Linked DNA regions of Homo sapiens: region 1 is linked to region 2. Evidence: read pairs that join two places in POLR2A ChIA-PET (ENCODE). Cell type or tissue: PC-9. All regions are shown on one strand. Each heading gives the region's core, and the rest is flanking DNA. Links, peaks and the distances in the headings are about the cores only. Region 1 holds the start of WDR70 (WD repeat domain 70). Region 2 has its middle 24 kb from the start of CPLANE1.

Region 1 (9,035 bases), core at 290-8,289, 110 kb before region 2:
TTGGGAGGCCGAGGCGGGCGGATCACCTGAGGTCACAAGTCCGAGACCAGCCTGGCCAACATGGCGAAACCCCGTCTCCACTAAAAATACAAAAAAATTAGCCAGGCGTGGTGGTGGTCACCTGTAATCCCAGCTACTCAGGAGGCTGAGGCAAGAGAATCACTTGAACCCAAGAGGCGGAGGTCACAGTGAGCTGAGATCACGCCATTGCACTCCAGCCTGGGCGACAGAGCAGGCCTCCGTCTCAAATAAAACAAATAATGAAAGGTTTTTTTCAAAAAATAGTACATGTAGATGGCTTTCTTTTCACCACAAAAAGTTTTCTTCCAAAGACTGAAAATATTTTTTGTCAGGCACACTGCCAAATACTGGATATTGCTGCTGTACAACGTTTTATTTTTTATTTTAGTTATTTTGTTTTATATTTTATATTTTATTTTATCTTATTTTATTTTAAGATGGAGTTTTGCTCTTGTCGCCCATTTTATTTTATTTTATTTTTTTTATTTTGAGATGGAGTTTTGCTTTTGTCGCCCAGGCTGGAGTGCAATGGTGCGATCTCAGCTCACCACAACCTCTGCCTCCCAGGTTCAAGCGATTCTCCTGCCTCACCCTCCCTACTAGCTGGGATTACAGGGGCCCAACACCACACCCAGATAGTTTTTCTATTTTCAGTCAAGACGGGGTTTCACCATGTTGGCCAGGCTGGTCACGAACTCCTGACCTTACGTGATTCACCTGCCTCAGCCTCCCAAAGTGCTGGGATTACAGGCATGAGCCATTACACCTGGCCCATTGTTGGTCTTAAAATGATAAATTGGGCCGGGTGCGGTGGCTCACACCTGTAATCCCAGCACTTTAGGAGGCAGGCAGATCACAAGATCAAGAGATCAAGACCATCCTGGCTAACATGGTGAAACCCCATCTCTACTAAAAATACAAAAATTAGCTGGGCGTGGTGGCGTACACCTGTAGTCCCAGCTACCTGGGGGGCTGAGGCAGGAAAATTGCTTGAACCGGGGAGGTAGAAGTTGCAGTGAGCTAAGATCGCACCCCTGCACTCCAGCCCAGCAATAAAGCGAGACTCCATCTCAAAAACAAAACAAAACAAAACAAAAAAACAAAAAGCGGGGCACAGTGGTTCACGTCTGTAATCCCAGCACTTTGGGAGGCCAAGGTAGGCAGATCACAAGGTCAGGAGTTCGAAACTAGCCTGGCCAACACAGTGAAACCCCATCTCTACTAAAAATACAAAAAATTAGCTGGGCGTGGTGGCATGTGCCTATAGTCCCAGCTACTCGGGAGGCAGAGGCAGGAGAATCGCTTGAACCGGGGAGGTGGAGGCTGCAGTGAGCCGAGATCATGCCATTGCACTCCAGCCTGGGCAACAGGGCGAGACTCCATCTCAAAAAAAAAAAAAAACAACAGTGATAAGTAGCATAACAACATTCTTTTCTCTCTTTGTTCTCTGAGATGGAATTTCACTCTTGTCCCCCAAGCTGGAGTGCAATGGGGGTATATCAGCTCACTGCAACCTCTGCCTCCCGACTTCAACTGAAGCCACTGCCTCAGCCTCACGACTAGCTGGGATTACAGGCCCCTGCACCATGCCCAGCTAATTATTGTATTTTTAGTTGAGATGGGGTTTCACCATGTTGGCCAGGCTGGTCTCAAACTTCTGACCTCAGGTGATCTGCCCGCCTTGGCCTCCCTAAGTGCTGGGATTACAGGCATGAGCCACCGCGCCCAGCCAACATTCTTTTCTCTTTTTTAATATACTTGCATGAGGTATACATAGTACTTAAACCAATAAAAGAACAAATATCTGAGCTTCTTACCCAGTGTTTTGCGACTTCTTTCCACAGCTGTCCTTCGAGTTTGTTCAAACATTGCTTCCAAGTCAAATGTGCGAGCTTTTTTACCTAAAACATGAACAAATGGGAGACTGTGATTGTCTTGCAGTAAGTTGGCCAAACTTTAGGTGATCAATACTGATCAATAAACACTTACTTTGTCTAGTTTATAGCATGGCTCCAATATAACCATAATATATCACAGAAGAAGGAGTTTGAGTCACAGAAAACTTCTGCTGACAATCCCTTCACTAAGTACTATTAACCAGGCAACTTTCCCATCCTCCTCTAGATCCCTACCCTATGAAACAACAACACTGATGTGGGGAGGCAAAATGGAGAATGCCCCAAAAGTTACCCTTTGCAATATAATTAAGGTTATGGACTTTTAAATAGGGAAACTATCCTATTTGGCCCTTAAAGGCAAAGATGCAGAACAGCTATGGCAGAAGAAGTCAGAGAGATCCAATGTCTGAGAAGAATTTGAGGCATTATAGTTGGCTTGAAGACGAAAGGGGCAACATGAGAAGTAATGCAGGTACTTTAAGGAGCTAAGAGGGAAACAGAAATCTCAGCCCTCTAACAAGGAACTGGATGAGCATGGAAACATTCTCCTCCTCCCCCAGTAACTTTATCAAAACTCTTAAAATTTTCCCCTATTTGGCACAAACATATGGACAACTTTCTCACTCCTGAGTAAAGGAATGATGTACTAAAATGAAGGATTTATACCGGGTGGGGTGGCTCATGCCTGTAATCACTTTGAGAGGCTCAGGTGGGCGGACTGCTTGAGCTCAGGAGATTGATCAGCCTGGGCAACATGGTGAAACCTCGTCTCTACCAAAAGTATAAAAAATTAGCCAGGTGTGGTGGCACACATCTGTGGTCCCAGCTACTCAGGAGACTAAGGTGGGAGGATGGCTTAAGCCTGGGAGGAGGAGGCTGCAATGAGCGAAGATCGCACTAGTACACTCCAGCCTGGGTGACAGAGCGAGACTCCATCTCAAAAAATAAAAAAAGAATAGAAAAGGCTGGGCACAGTGGCTCACGCCTGTAATCCCAGCACTTTCGGAGGCCGAGACGGGCGGATCACGAGGTCAGGAGATCGAGATCATCCTGGCTAACACGGTGAAACCCTGTCTCTACTAAAAATACAAAAAAAAAATCAGCCGGGCGAGGTGGCGGGCGCCTGTAGTCCCAGCTACTCGGGAGGCTGAGACCGGAGAATGGCGTGAATCCGGGAGGCAGAGATTGCAGTGAGCCGAGATCTTGCCACCGCACTCCAGCCTGGGCGACTGAGCGAGACTCCGTCTCCAAAAAAAAAAAGAATGAATAGAGAAACTACAGAACTAGTATGTGTGAACACAACCCAAGGCCAATATGTGTAAGTCTACTGTTTAATTACTATCATAGAATTAATACACGCTGGTCAAAAGAAAACAAGAAGACCTTGAGAAAAGGTTCAGGGAAGTTAGAATCCCAATGTTTGGATGAACAGCATTTATAATTTTAAAATGGAAAATAAAGAGAAATCATTTTTCATGTATCAGTCTACTAAGTTTTGTTTTCATTTTTTAAATAATTTTCTTTTTAAATAATAATACCTACTCTGTGTTGGTAGGGATATGGTAAAAATGGCATTCTTAATTCTGTTAACTTTGGTATAACCTGGAACAAGTTTTTTGATGGGTATTACGGCAATAAGCATCAAGAAGCTTTAAAAGGCACATACCCAATTTTTCAGCTTTTTAAGTATTTATATTTCTGAATAAACTACACTCTCTTTTAGAAATCTACCCTACCGAATTACGTATTTTTAAAAATCCTCGTACAAATGCTGTTATTTACAAAAATGTTCATTTTAGCATTATTGGTGACTTAAAATTAGAAAAATCCTTTCTCTTCCTCTCTCTCCAGACTCTCATAACTGTCATCTGAGTTGGTTCCAACGGATAACGCAGAATAGAAGACAAATGGGAGAAGAATATTGACAAACTGCAAGGTATGCACCCGAGCTACAATAATTCCGAGTTGACAGCTCGATCTCCACTCCCACTCTGCGGATCTTCAAACCTCTGCACAAGGAAGAGGGTCTCTGCCTGGGGCAGTCACTCACCGAACCCCGTGAAGCCCATGGTGACCGCAAGCTGCGGGTCCGGTCCCGACGCGTCTGAGCCTGTCACTGGAGCAAGAGGAAAAGAGAGGCGGCCTAGTTAGTGCGGCGCCCCAGCTCCCCCGACACGGCCCACCCCGCCCGGACTCGCCTCATGAAACCCACCTTCGCTGGGCCCAGAGCGCTCCATGGCTGGCCGCACACCCCAGAACCAGCCACAGGGACAGCCCAAACAACTGCAGGGGAACTTGCCAATAACTTGCGGCAAATGCTGGAGGAAGTACCGCCTTCAAGCTACAGCGGCGCCGCCGAAGCCAAGAGCGGCGCCTTCCGCAGAGGGACCGCGGCTTTCTGCGCGGCACCGCCCTACCGGACAGGCGGGAAAGCGCCGCGCAACTCAGACCACTGGAGGGGAGAAGTAGTATCTGGAGTTTCTATAACATCCTTTCCCTTTTTTTTTTTTTTTTTTTAAGCCAGAGCCTCTGTCGCCCAGGCTGCAGTACAGTGGCGTAATCTCAGCTGACTGCAACCTCTGCCTCCCGGGATCAAGCGATTCTCCTGCCTCAGCCTCCCGAGTAGCTGGGATTACAGGTGCCGGCTAATTTTTGGTTTTTTGTTTTGGTTTGTTTTTTTTTTGTTTTTGTTTTTGTTTTGAGACGGAGCCTCTGTCGCCCAGGCTGGAGTGCAATGGCGTGATCTCGGCTCACTGCAACCTCCGCCTCCCGGGTTCAAGCGATTCTCCTGTCTCAGCCTCCCAAGTAGCTGGGATTACAGGCGTCCACCACCACGCGCAGCTAATTTTTTGTATTTTTAGTAGACACGACGTTTTGCCATGTTGGCCAGGCTGGTTTCGAACTCCTGGCCTCAAGTGATCCGCCTGCCTCGGCCTCCCAAAGTGCTGGGATTACAGGCGACACCCTTTGCTTTTTTTTTTTTTTTTTTTTTTTTTGAGGCAGAGTCTCACTCTGTTGCCCAGGCTGGAGTGCAATGGCGTGATCTCGGCTCACTGCAACCTCTGCCACCCAGGTTCAAGCTCTTCTCTTGCCTCAGTGTCCTGAGTAGCTGGGATTACAGGCGCCTGCCACCACACCCGGCTAATTTTTGTGTATTTAGTAGAGACGGGGTTTTGCTATGTTGGCCAGGCTGGTCTTGAACTCCTGACCTCAGGTGATCTGCCCACCTTGGCCTCCCAAAGTGCTGGGATTACAGGCCCCGTGCCACCGCGCTCTGCCTTTTTGTTGTTGTTGTTGTTGTTGTTGACTGAGTCTCCCTCTGTTGCCTTGGCTGGAGTGCAGTGGCGTGATCTCAGCTGACTGCAACCTCTGCCTCCCAGGTTCAAGCGATTCTCTTGCCTCAGCCTCCCGAGCAGCTGGGACTACAGGTGTGCGCCACCATGCCCGGCTATTTAGTATTTGAGACTACAGGCACCCGCCACCACGCCCAGCTAATTTTTTCTATTTTTAGTAGAGGCAGGGTTTACACCGTGTTAGCCAGGATGGTCTCAATCTCCTGACCTTGTGATCTGCCCACCTCAGCCTCCCAAAGTTCTGCGATTAAAGGCGTGAGCCACTGCACCTGGCCTGTCAGTCTAAAGTTTACAAGGCTAATCGTGTGCTCAGGATTGTCCTTCTTAAACAGAATGTGGGAGTTCAACACTTTAACGTTTAGAAGGTGGAGAAGAATCTCTTTCTTTTTGAGACAGAATCTCACTCTGTCACCCAGGCTGGAATGCAGTGGCACAATCTCGGCTCAATGAACCTCCACCTCCTGGGTTCAAGCGATTCTTGTGCCTCAGCCTCCTAAGTAGCTGGGATTACATGTGACCGCCACCACACCCGACTTTTTTTTTTTTTTTTGAGACAGAGTCTCGCTCCATTGCCCAGACTGGAGTGCAGTGGCGCGATCTCAGCTCACTGCAACCTCCGCCTCCTGGGTTCAAGCAATTCTGCCACAGCCTTGCGAGTAGCTGGGATTACAGGCCCTGCCACCACCCCTGGCTAATTTTTGCATTCTTAGTAGAGACAGAGTTTCACCATGTTGGCCAGGCTGGTCTCAAACTCCTGACCTCAAGTGATATGCCCGCCTCAGCCTCCCAAAGTGCTGGGATTACAGACGTGAGCCACTGTGCCCGGCCTAATTTTTGTATTTTTTGTAGAGATAGGGTTTCATCATGTTGCCCATGCTGGTCTTGAACTCCTGAGCTCAAGCGATCCACCCGCCTCAGCCTCCCTAAGTGCTAGGATTACAGGCGTGGGCCACTGCACACAGCCTATGAAAGAATATCTTATACCAAACCTTGTACCTTTGGCGCTAAGCTGGATAAGAAGTGAGCATCTGATCAGCCAAGTCCACTGCTCCCATATTATCGTTATAATCCACAATGACACATGGCTTCTTAGTTTTCTTTCCATCTGTTGTCTACTTCAATCACAGTATCATTGTGGAATATTGACAACATTGTGACTGCCTTGTTGTCACACCATTTCAGTGCCATAAGTTCACCATGGAATTAACATCACACATAGGAATGCTATGTTTTCTAGGATTTGACATTTTCAGCAGTCGAGAATTACTATATTTTGTAAATGGAAATTCCACTACTAAAAACAGAATGCTATAAATAGAATAATGTCTTTTGTTTCCAAAGTCAATATAATAGAGTGATGCAAAAATAATAAAATAGTAGACACAAACTTTGGGGGTTAAGTCGGGACTGTAATCTGTGAGTTATCTTGGGGTAAAGGCTGCAGCTGCAAGCACCATCAGAGAGTATTCTCAGGGAAAATGGGAAATGGGTTAACAGTGGGTAAATCTACGGTGCCTGTAGTGTATTCGTTTTTTTGTTTTTTTGGTTTTGATACAGAGTCTCGCTGTTGTTGCCCAGGCTGGATTGCAATGGCGCAATCTTGGCTCACTGCAACCTCTGCCTTCCAGGTTCAAGCGATTCTCCTGCCTCAGCCTCCTGAGTAGCTGGGATTACAGGCATGCGCAACCAGACCGGCCAATTTTTTTTGTATTTTTAGTAGAGATGGGGTTTCCCCATGTTGGTCAGGCTGGTGTCTAACTCCTGACCTCAGGCAATCTGCCGGCCTCGGCCTCCCAAAGTGCTGGGATTACAGGCGTGGCCCACCACGCCCGGCCAAATTCTTACAATTTTATGTTGTCTTAGCATTTATTTTGAATATAAGTTGGACTTTCTCATATCAGAAACAGGGTTCAGTCACCCTTGACACCGTTTCTAGTTCTACACCTCCTCCCAGTTCCTCAATGTGATCAATCCAGGTATCTATTGTGTAAAACTTCCTCCTGGTGCCCGCCTCCCCATAGGATAAATACATACAGCCTACTTCACCGGCCCTGCTGACACTGACGTCCTACATGGACTGTGCAGATATGCCACAGTGACTACCTCGGTCACAGCATGACTTCCAAGAACGGGGTGTCCAATCTTTTGGCTTCCCTAGGCCACAATGGAAGAAGAAGAATTGTCTTGGGCAACACATTAAATACACTAACAACAGCTGAGAACTTTAAAAAAATCACAAATCTCACAATGTTTTAAGAAAGTTAACGAATTTGTGTTGGGCCACATTCAAAGCCATTCTGGGCTGACAAGCTTGTCCTCAAATTTGTGCATGCTTGCTTTAAACCCACCAATTAAAGTGTGGGAATTCCTCTTGGGAAATCTATTTGGAAAACACCATGAACCCAATAAATGCATTGGCTCATGAGTCCCTCTTTGTCTTTCCCTGACTGCATTCCTTGACCTCCAGGTGCGCCAGATGCCCCGCCAGGCATGTAAGTAATAAAATCTTTGTTTATATCTGTGTTTCTACTAATCATTGAAGAAGCATGCTCTATCTTAAAATTCCTAAATTAAAACAGTCCCTTAAAATAAATCAAGGCAGTAGGATTCAAAATGTTGTAGTAGTCACTGTATTTTTCAGTTACATAGGCGTTGTAAGCAAAATCAGTTTCCCTTAGGAATATCCTTAATAAAGCCATAAACAGTATTCATTTCGTTAAACCCTGACCCTTAATTATACGTCTTTTTAACCTTCAGTATGACAAAATGAGAAGTAATCATAAAGTATGTTTTTAAAAAAATTTCTTACAGATGGGGTCTCACTGTGTTACCCAGACTGGAGTGCAGTGGCTATTTACAAGTTCAGTCATGAAGCACTTTAGCCTCAAACTCCTGGACTCAAGCGATCTTCCCCTGCCTCAGCTTCCTGAGTAGATGGGACCACAGGCATACGCCACCATGCCCAGCTAATGCATATCTAAGTAGAATGGTCATCGAAAAGAAAACCACTTGTAATTGAGTGGTTAGCTTTTTTCATGGAACATTATTTTTACCTGAAAGAATGACTCACAAAGTACAGTTGTTCATATTTAAGTATTTGGCAAACATTTTTTCAAAAATAAATGAAATGAGTTTATCACTTTAAGAAAAACAGGTCAGGCATGGTGGCTTACACGGGTAATCCCAGCACTTTGGAAGCCGAGGTGGGAGGATCACCCAAGGCCAGGAGTTCGAGACCAGCCTGGCCAACATGGTGAAACCCCGTCTCTACTAAAAATACAGAAAATTAGCCAGGCGTAGCTGGGTGCGGTGGCTCACGTCTGTAATCCCAGCGCTTTGGGAGGCCAAGGCGGGTGGATCACCTGAGGTCAGGAGTTCAAGACCAGCCTGACCAACATAGTAAAACCCCCGTCTCTACTAAAAATACAAAAAAATGAGCTGGGCATGGTGGTATGTGCCTGTAATCCCAGCTACTCGGAAGGCTGAGGCAGAATTGCTTGAACCTGAGAGGCAGAGGTTGCAGTGAACAGAGATCATGCCACTGCACTCCAACCTGGGCAACAAGAGCAAAACTCCATCTCAAAAAAAAAAAATAAAGAAAAGAAAATTAGCCTGTAATTCCAGCTACTCAGGAGGCTGAAGCAGGAGGATTGCTTGAACCTGGGAGGCAGAGGTTGCAATGAGCTGAGATCGCACCATTGCACCCCAGCCTAGGCGACAAGAGCAAAACTCTGTTTAAAAAAAAAAAAAAACTGACTGCACT
Region 2 (9,035 bases), core at 450-8,449:
GTCTCGAACCCCTGACCTCAGATGATCCACCCACCTCGGCCTCCCAAAGTGCTGGGATTACAGGCATGAGCCACTGCACCCAGCCAGGCAGATTTCTCAGAACACAAAAACTTTAATCAGGAAAAAGTTGCTAAATTGGATTTTGTCAAAATGAAAAACATCCGCTCTTCGAAAGAAACTGAAAAGGCAAACTACAAACTGGAATAAAATATTTACAAACTATAGATATAAAGTAGTTGTATCTAAAATATATATAATACTGGCCGGGCACTGTGGTTCACATCTATAATTTCAGCACTTTGGAAGGCTGAGGTGGGCAGATCACTTGAGGTCAGGAGTCCAAGCACAGCCCGGCCAACATGGTGAAACCCTGTCTCTACTAAGAATACAAAAATTGGCTGGGCGCGGTGGTGGGCGCCTGTAGTCCCAGCTACTCAGGAGGCTGAGGCAGGAGAATCGCTGCAGTGAGTGGAGATCACTCCACTGCACTCCAGCCTGGGCAAAAGAGCTAGACTCAGTCTCAAAAATAATAATAATACATAATATATTTATAATAATCTCACAATTCAATAAGGAGACAGCCCCTACCCTTCCAAAAAAAAATGGGCAAAAGATTTGGCTACTTTGTCCAAGAAGATACATGGATGGCAATAAGCACTGAGAAAATGGTCAACATTGTTACTCAGTAGAGAAAGGCAAATTGAAAGTATAATAAGATGTGTGACTACACATCCACAAGTTACTCAAATTAAAAAGATTGGCCATTTCTAGCATTGGCAAGGATGTGGAGTAACTGGAACTCATATGTTGTTAGTTTGAATACAAAATAATAGTACAGCCAATTTGGAAAACGGTTTAGGTCTGACACAGTGGCTCACGCCTGTAATCCCAGCACTTCAGGAGGTCGAAGTGGGCGGATCACCTGTGGTCAGGAGTTCAAGACCAGCCTGGTCAACATGATGAAACCCTGTCTTTACTAATAATATAAAAAAAATTAGCCAGGAGTGGTGGTGTGTGCCTGTAATCCCAGCTACTTGGGAGGCTGAGGCAGGAGAATCGCTTGAACCAGGAAGGTGGAAATTGCAGTGAGCTGAGATCACGCCATTGCACTCCAGCTTGGGCAACAAGAGTGGAACTCCATCTCAAAAAAAAAAAAAAAGGAAAAAAAACGGTTTGGCAGTTTCTTTTAAAGTTAACCATGTATTCATGTAACTCAGAAATCCCTAGTGATTTGCTCCTCGATAGTTACTCAAGAGAAATAAAAACCTACGTCCACAGAAAAACTTGCACAATAACGTTCAGAGCAGCTTCACTCATACTAGCCCCAAACTGGAAACAATAAAAATTTCCATAATTAGATGAATAAATAATAAACTGTGGTGTATTCATGCAATGGACAACCATGGCATGATAAGCAACAATATGTTAAGTGAAATAATTAAGTAACAAAAAGAGTATCTGCACTACGACTCCATTTACTCACATTTCAAACAGAGCAAAAATAATAATAATAACCCTGCCCCATATTGTTTAGATATGTATACATAATTGGCAAAAACCATAGAGAAACAAAAGATATCATAAAATTTGGTCTAATGGGCCAGGTACAGTGGCTCATGTCTGTAATCCCAGCAATTTGGGAGGCCACAGCAGGAGGCTCACTTGAGCCTAGCAGTTTGAGACTAGCCTGGGCAACATAGCCTGGGCCCTACCTTTATTTAAAAAAAAAAAAAATTAGCCACCTGGTGGTATCCCAGCAACTTGGGAGGCTGAGGTGGGAGGATCACTTGAGCCAGGGAGGTCAAGGCTGCAATGAGCTATGATGACACCACTGCATTCCAGCCTTGGTGACAGAGTGAGATTGTGTCAAAAAAAAAAAAAAAAGTCTAAATGCTTACCTCCAAGGAGCACGACAAGCTAGCAATCTTCTCTGAGAAAGAGAAAGCTAGCAATCTTCTCTTTCTTGACCTCGGTGGTATTTTCATGATGTTTACTCCATATTTTATTAACTTTACATACATATTTTATATATACTTCTGTACATATACATTTTACTATTAAAATGTAGAAATAAAAAACTAAACACTATTTGACTGAATTATTATGAATCACTTAATGTCTAATATTTAAATGCTCAAGCATTTAAACATACAACTTTTTTTTTTTTTTTGAGACTGAGTTTCACTCTTTGTTGCCCAGCCTGGAGTGCAGTGGCATGATCTTGGCTCACTGCAACCTCTGCCTCCCAGGTTCAAGCAATTCTCCTGTCTCAGCCTCCTGAGTAGCTGGGATTACAGGTGCCCACCACCATGCCTGGCTAATTTTTGTATTTTTAGTAGCAATGGGATTTCAACATGTTGGCTAGGCTGGTTTTGAACTCCTGTCACACACGTCCATGTGGAGAGAGACCATCAAACAGGCTTTGTGTGAGCAATAAAGCTTTTTAATCGCCTGGGTGCAGGCGGACTGAGTCCAAAAAAGGAGTCAGCAAAGGGAGATAGACAAGGGTGAGGCAGTTTTATAGGATTTGGGTAGGTAGTGGAAAATTACAGTTAAAGGGGGTTGTTCTCTTGCTGGCAGGGGCGGGGGTTACAAGGTGCTCGGTGGGGAGCTTCTGATATTCATTGTCCAGGAGAAGGAATGTCACAAGGTAATGTCATCAGTTAAGGCAGGAACCGGCCACTGACCTCCTGATCCACCTGCCTCGGCCTCCCAAAGTGTTGGGATTACAGAGGGGACCCACCACACCTGGCCTATGACTTTTTTTTTAAAGGGGAAACACTGTGTCTTGTTTACCTTTGTATCAGTTTCCCAGTCTAACAAGTAGTCTACAAGTAATTGGAGACTTACCAATTGTTTGCTGAGCAGATTAAGATACATATTGTATAATGAAAGATAATTTGATATAATTTTAAAATTATTAATGTACTAGGTCACCTAAATGGAGACAAAAGGACATAATTATATGATTATATCACTTATAGGGAGTGATTTAAATTCACATTAATTCCTAAATTCCATGTGTTTAAAAACAAGATTTAATATCCAGACTATGGCAACACCATCTTTTACAAGTTATAGAATTTTGCAAATCAAATTATACATTGTTTTCACATTTTATCACAGTTACTATTTTTGCCAGTGTATTTGTTCTGTTAATTCATATACTGAAGAGAAAGGGCTAGAGTCTATACAACCACACCATTTCCAGTGAACACAATAATGCAGATGCTGGTATTTGTTTGTTTGTTTGTTTGTTTGTTTGTTTGTTTTGAGACAGTGTCTCACTCTGTCACCCAGGCTGGAGTGCAGTGGTGCAATCAGGGCTTATTGTAGCCTCAACCTCCCAGGCTCAAGTGATCCTCTCACCTCAGCTTCCTGAGTAGCTGGCACTACAGGCACATGCCACCATGTCTGGTTAATTTTTTTTTTTTTTTTTTTGTATTTAAGATGGGGTTTCACCACGTTACCCAGGCTGGTCAAGTAAAAATGTAAACAATATTTCCATATGAAGGCAACATGATTGCATATTTTGAAAAACCAAGTGAACTACCAAAAACAATTTGATAAAATAATAGAATAAGAGAACTAGCAAAACTGCAAGGTAAATTGACTAAACTGTATTGCCACATTCCAACAATAAAAATTAGAAATTACAGTGAGATAAATCGCATACATAATAATGAGAAACATTAAATATTTAATCTAGTCTCAAATGTCATCAATTGCAAGACATCATCAGTTTAAGACACCATCAGTTTATGAATTACCAAGAAAGAAAAAATGTAGGCCGGGCACGGTGGCTCACGCCTGTAATCCCAGAACCTTGGGAGGCTGAGGCAGACGGATCATGAGTTCAGGAGTTTGAGACCAGTCGGACCAACATGGTGAAACCCCGCCTTTACTAAAAATACAAAAATTAGCCGGGCGTGGTAGTGGGCGCCTGTAGTCCCAGCTACTCCGGAGGCTGAGACAGGAGAATCGCTTGAACGTGGGAGGCAGAGGTTGCAGTGAGTCAAGATTGTGCCACTGCACTCCACCCTGGGTGACAGAGTGAGACTCCATCTCAAAAAAAAAAAAAAAGAAAAGAAAAGAAAAGAAAAGAAAGAAAAAATGTTGCCAATTAAACTTAAACTGACAATGAATTCTCATTCTCGTCATTTAGAATTTTTATTTTGGCCGGGCGCGGTGGCTCACGCCTGTAATCCCAGCACTTTGGGAGGCCGAGGCGGGTGGATCACGAAGTCAAGAGATGGAGACCATCCTGGCCAACCTGGTGAAACCCCGTCTCTACAAAAAATACAAAAAATTAGCTGGGCGTGGTGGCAAGTGCCTATAGTCCCAGCTACTCAGGAGGCTGAGTCGGGAGAATCGCTTGAACCTGAGAGGCAGAGGTTGCAGTGAGCCAAAATCGTGCCACTGCACTCCAGCCTGGCAACAGAGTGAGACTCCATCTCAAAAAAAAAAAAAAAAAAAGAATTTTTATTTTACATTTATTGAAAGAGTTCTTTAGATTATTAAGATAGATTTTTATCATATTATTGTTGTACATTCATAAAAAGAAAACAGAAACTAAATAAATTAGTTAAGGTATATTAAAAATAATTTTATATTGATAGACTAATTCTTCTAAACCATTTTTGAATTCAGATACTGATGTCTGTTTTCTAACACAATATTGATGGGAAAGACTACACCATGACCTTGAGTGCCCCACGCCCTTGCAGGGTATGCCAAGAATGCAAGGCCCTGACCACTCCTTCCTTAGCTATTTCTTAGGGTGGTGTTTGCTGAGGTAATGTCCCAACAGTGAGCCAGCCTATTTGCCACTCACTGTAAAAATGATAAATCTCCCAGCTCAACTTTTTTCTCCTGTAACACAACCCAATTTGTCCATCTAGGCCACCTGTGTTGTCCCTGTGGGAATTGGGAGGCTTGGGAAACCTCATGAACATCACCTGAACATTCTGCCTATTGCTTTTGACTTGAAAAATGCAGCCTTTTTTCTCTAACCCCTGGAGTCTCATGTTTTCTGCCAGCATCCACCCCATGCTTAGATCCACACAATTTAACAGGTAGCTTGTTAGCTTGCGAGGAGGGTAAAATCTCAGACTCTTTAAAGACCTTAACAAATATCAACATCTGACCATCAAGAATGTTGGTGATGAGGTATTTCTTAAGGGCATTCTGTTATGGACTCAAGAAATTTCTGCCAAGTGGGCGACGGCCATTCTGCAAGTTATGATGCACATGCAGAGGCAATTACTAACAAGTGTTATACAACTGATCCCAGTTTCAGATGTTAAGTTGAGAAGTAGAGGTTCCCCTACTTTTTCCCCATATTTCATCCACATTTTAGAATGGATGAAATATGCTATGGTATCCATATGGTATAATGAATATTTTTTGTTTATTCATGACTCGTTCTTTAGCTTCCTGATACATTTAAAAATTTATTATATCAAGTACCCTAATAATTAGATACCCCAAATCAGGTTGAAATCAACTGCTTTTCCATCAATGGATGAATGGTATAATGGTTAGTACTGAGTGTTAACTTGATTGGATCGAAGGATACAAAGTATTGATCTTGGGTGTGGCTGTGAGGGTGTTGTCAAAAGATACTAACATTTGAGTCAGTGGACTGAGGAAGGCAGATTCACCCTTAACCTGGTGGGCCCAATATAATCAGCTGCCAACGAATGTAAAGCAGGCAGAAAAACGTGAAAAGGATAGCCTCCCAGCCTACATCTTTCTTCCATGCTGGTTGCTTCCTGCCCACGAACATTGGACTCCAAGTTCTTCATTTGTGGGGGCTCGGACTGTCTCTCCTTGCTCCTCTGCTTGCAGACAGCCTATTGTGATTCCTTGTAATCGTGTGAGTTAATACTTAATAAACTCCCGTGTGTGTGTGTGTGTGTGTGTGTGTGTGTGTGTGTGTGTGTGTGTGTATCTTCTATTCTGTCCCTCTAGAGAACCCTGACTAATACAGATTTTGGTACCAGGAGTGGTTCTAGAGGAACAGAATGTTAAGGATGGAGTTCTTTCATTTTTGGGGTTTCTGGATTTGGCTGCTTAATATGATTAGACCCAAAAATGCTAAGGACTCTACTTCTAATAGTATGGAGAACACTGATAGTCCTTGGTGTGAACTGTTTAGAGAGTTATACAAAATAAATGCATTTGGCACACCTGATTCACCACTCATGAGAGGCAAAGAGTTTAGTGACTCTATACATAATATCTTTGACCATATGTGGAGAACCAAGGAACATAATGAAGCTGGTTGGTTGCTTCTAAGTTCAATGGACAAAGTGATGAAAGAAAATGATAAACTCAGGGATTCTGTCTCCTGGCTTCAGAAACAGATACTGAGCCTCAAATCTGCTAAGATTGCCCTGAGTGAGAGTCGTATCTCCTGTAGAGAAAACTGAAATTGTGGAAAAACAGATACAAGCTCTTAACATGTGAGTGGCTGACCCCCAATGAAAGATACATGTACAGCTTTGCCAGGTGTCTACTGTTAAAGTGAGGGCATTCATGGGAAAAGACTGGGACCCTGAAACTTGGAATGTGGATTTGTGGGAGGACCCTGATGAAGTCGGGGACACTGAGTTTGTAAACTCTGATGAACGTTTTTTGCCAGAAGGAACAGCTTCCCCATCCCCAGTAGTAGCAGCATCCTCTCCTCGACCCATGCTGCCATCAGCCTTTCCACCTTTGTCTAAGGAGATAAACCCTGCACTGCCTGAGGCAATAGCGATGGCCTCCCCTGAGGCAGCTGCCAGGCAAGATAATGTTGATTCTCTTCAGGAGCTACCCCCAACACCTCTGTTTGCTTCAAGACCTATAATGAGACTAAAGTCCTAGTGGGCCCCTAGATGTGAGGTTGAGAGTGTGACCCATGAGGAGGTGCACTACACTCGAAAGGAGCTGTTTGAGTTCTCTAATTTATAGAAACAGAAACCCGGAGAACAGGCAGTGGAATGGATACTAAGGATATGGGATAATTGTGGAAGAAACATAGAATTGGATCAGGCTGAATTTATTGATTTGGCCCACTAAGTAAGGACTCTGCTTTTAATGTTGCAGCTTGGGGAGTTAAAAAAGGTTCTAATTGTTTACTTGCTTGGTTAGCAGAAATATGTATTAAAATATGGTCCACTGTGAGTGTGCTAAAATGCCTGATTTCCCTTGGTTTAATGTAGAGGAAGGGATCAAATGGCTTAGGGAGATTGGGATGGTGGAGTGCATTAGTGACTTTAGACCTACTCATCCCAGCTGGGAGGATCCAGAAGATATAGCCTTGACCAATGCCTTGCTAAATAGATTTCTGAGGGCAGCACCTGTATCTTTGAAGAGCCCTGTCATTCCTCTTCTCTGTATGTCAGATCTAAGAGTGGCAACCACAGTCACTCAACTACAAAATTTAAATACAATGGAAATAGGTCAGGCAGTTTGGCTCATGCCTGTAATCCCAGCACTTTGGGAGGCCAAGGTGGGTGGATCACCTGAGGTCAAGAGTTCAAGACCAGCCTGGCTAACATGGTGAAACCCCATCTCTACTAAAAACACAAAAATTAGCCAGGCGTGGTGGCGGGTGCCTGTAATCCTAGCTACTGGGAAGCTGAGACAGGAGAATTGCTTGAACCTGGGAGGTGGAGGTTGTAGTGAGCCAGGATTGAGCCACTGCACTCCAGCCTGGGCGATAAACCAAGACTCTGTCTCAGAAATAAAAATAAAAATAAAAAATAAATACAATGGAAATAACTGAATTCTGAGGTCACAGGGGCCAAGTGGTGGCACTCAACTGTCAAAGACAAGGTGGGCATAGCTACCATAATGGACAGCAGAGGCAAAACAGCAATCAGAATAGTTTGACTTGTGTAGAGCTCTGGCATTGGCTAATTAATCACGGTGCTCCTAGAAGTGAAATTGATAGGAAGCCTACTCCATTCCTACTAAATTTACACTAGCAGGAAATGTCTAGGTTGAATGGACAAAACACTGATTTGAATTATAAAAACAGAGAATCACGGCTCCTCAATCAATTTCCAGACTTGAGCCAATTCACAACCCAGAGCTCCTTGAATAAAGGGGAGGCCAGGTCCCTTTGAGGAAGGTCTCCACTACTTTACCAACAATGTTTTTTTTTTTTTTTTTGCGATAGAGTTTTGCTCTGTCACCCAGGCTGGAGTGCAATGGCATGATCTCGGCTCACTGCAAACTCCGCCTCCCAGGTTCAAGCGATTCTTCTGCCTCAGCCTCCTGAGTAGCTGGGATTACAGGCGTGTGCCACTAGGCCTGGTTAATTTTTGTATTTTTAGTAGAAGCGGGGTTTCACCATGTTGGCCAGGCTGGTCTTGAACTCCTGACATCAGGTGATCCGCCCGCCTCTGCCTCCCAAATTGCTGGGATTACAGATGTGAGCCACTGTGTCCAGCCCATTACCAACAATTTATGCAGTGAATCTTTCTCCCATCCTTCCACAAAGAGACCTTTGGCCTTTTACCAGGGTAACTGTGCATCAGGGAAAGGGAAATGATCAGACATTTGGGGGAATACTGGACACTGGCTCTGAGCTGACGTTGATTCCAGGGGACCCAAAACATCATTGTGGTCCTCCAGTTAAAGCAGGGGCTTATGGAGGTCAGGTAATTAATGGAGTTTTAGCTCAGGTCTGACTTACAGTGGGTCCAGTGGGCCCCTGGACTCATCCTGTGGTCATTTCCCCAGTGCCAGAATGCATCATTGGCATAGATATACTTAGGAGCTGGCAGAACTCCCACATTGGCTGCCTCACTGGTAGGGTGAGGGCTATTAAGCGGGAAGGCCAAATGGAAGCCATTAGAGCTGCCTCTACCTACAGAAATAGTAAATCAAAAACAGTATCTTTCCCCTGGAGGGATTGCGGAGATTAGTGCCACCATCAAGGACTTGAAAGATGGAGGGGTGGTGATTTCCACCACATCCCTGTTCAACTCTCCCATCTGGCCTGTGCAGAAGACAGATGGATCTTGGAGAATGACAGTGAA

What was found. ChIA-PET counts read pairs that join two places held together with the same protein. Peaks named below come from ENCODE experiments on the same cell type or tissue, not always from the same donor. Only the 100,000 strongest peaks of a DNase experiment are listed, where the experiment ranks them.
Region 1: POLR2A ChIA-PET joins it to region 2 with 11 read pairs; 7 of 35 experiments call an interaction of 5 or more read pairs at or near these places.

What each region holds. Positions count from the first base shown.
Region 1 is chr5:37,374,489-37,383,523 of GRCh38, reverse strand. WDR70 (WD repeat domain 70) reads right to left here and starts at 4,206. Exons shown (of 18, transcript NM_018034.4): 1 at 4,132-4,206; 2 at 3,970-4,035; 3 at 1,839-1,922. The coding sequence starts at 4,156. In PC-9, for the core only: a CTCF peak has its summit at 4,272; a DNase peak (open chromatin) is centred at 4,313; H3K4me3 peaks cover 1,965 bases.
Region 2 is chr5:37,268,485-37,277,519 of GRCh38, reverse strand. No RefSeq gene overlaps it. Among named protein-coding and RNA genes, the nearest start is that of CPLANE1, 24 kb to the right of the region's middle. In PC-9, for the core only: no CTCF peak of the experiment used is centred there; a DNase peak (open chromatin) is centred at 4,759; H3K27ac peaks cover 1,926 bases.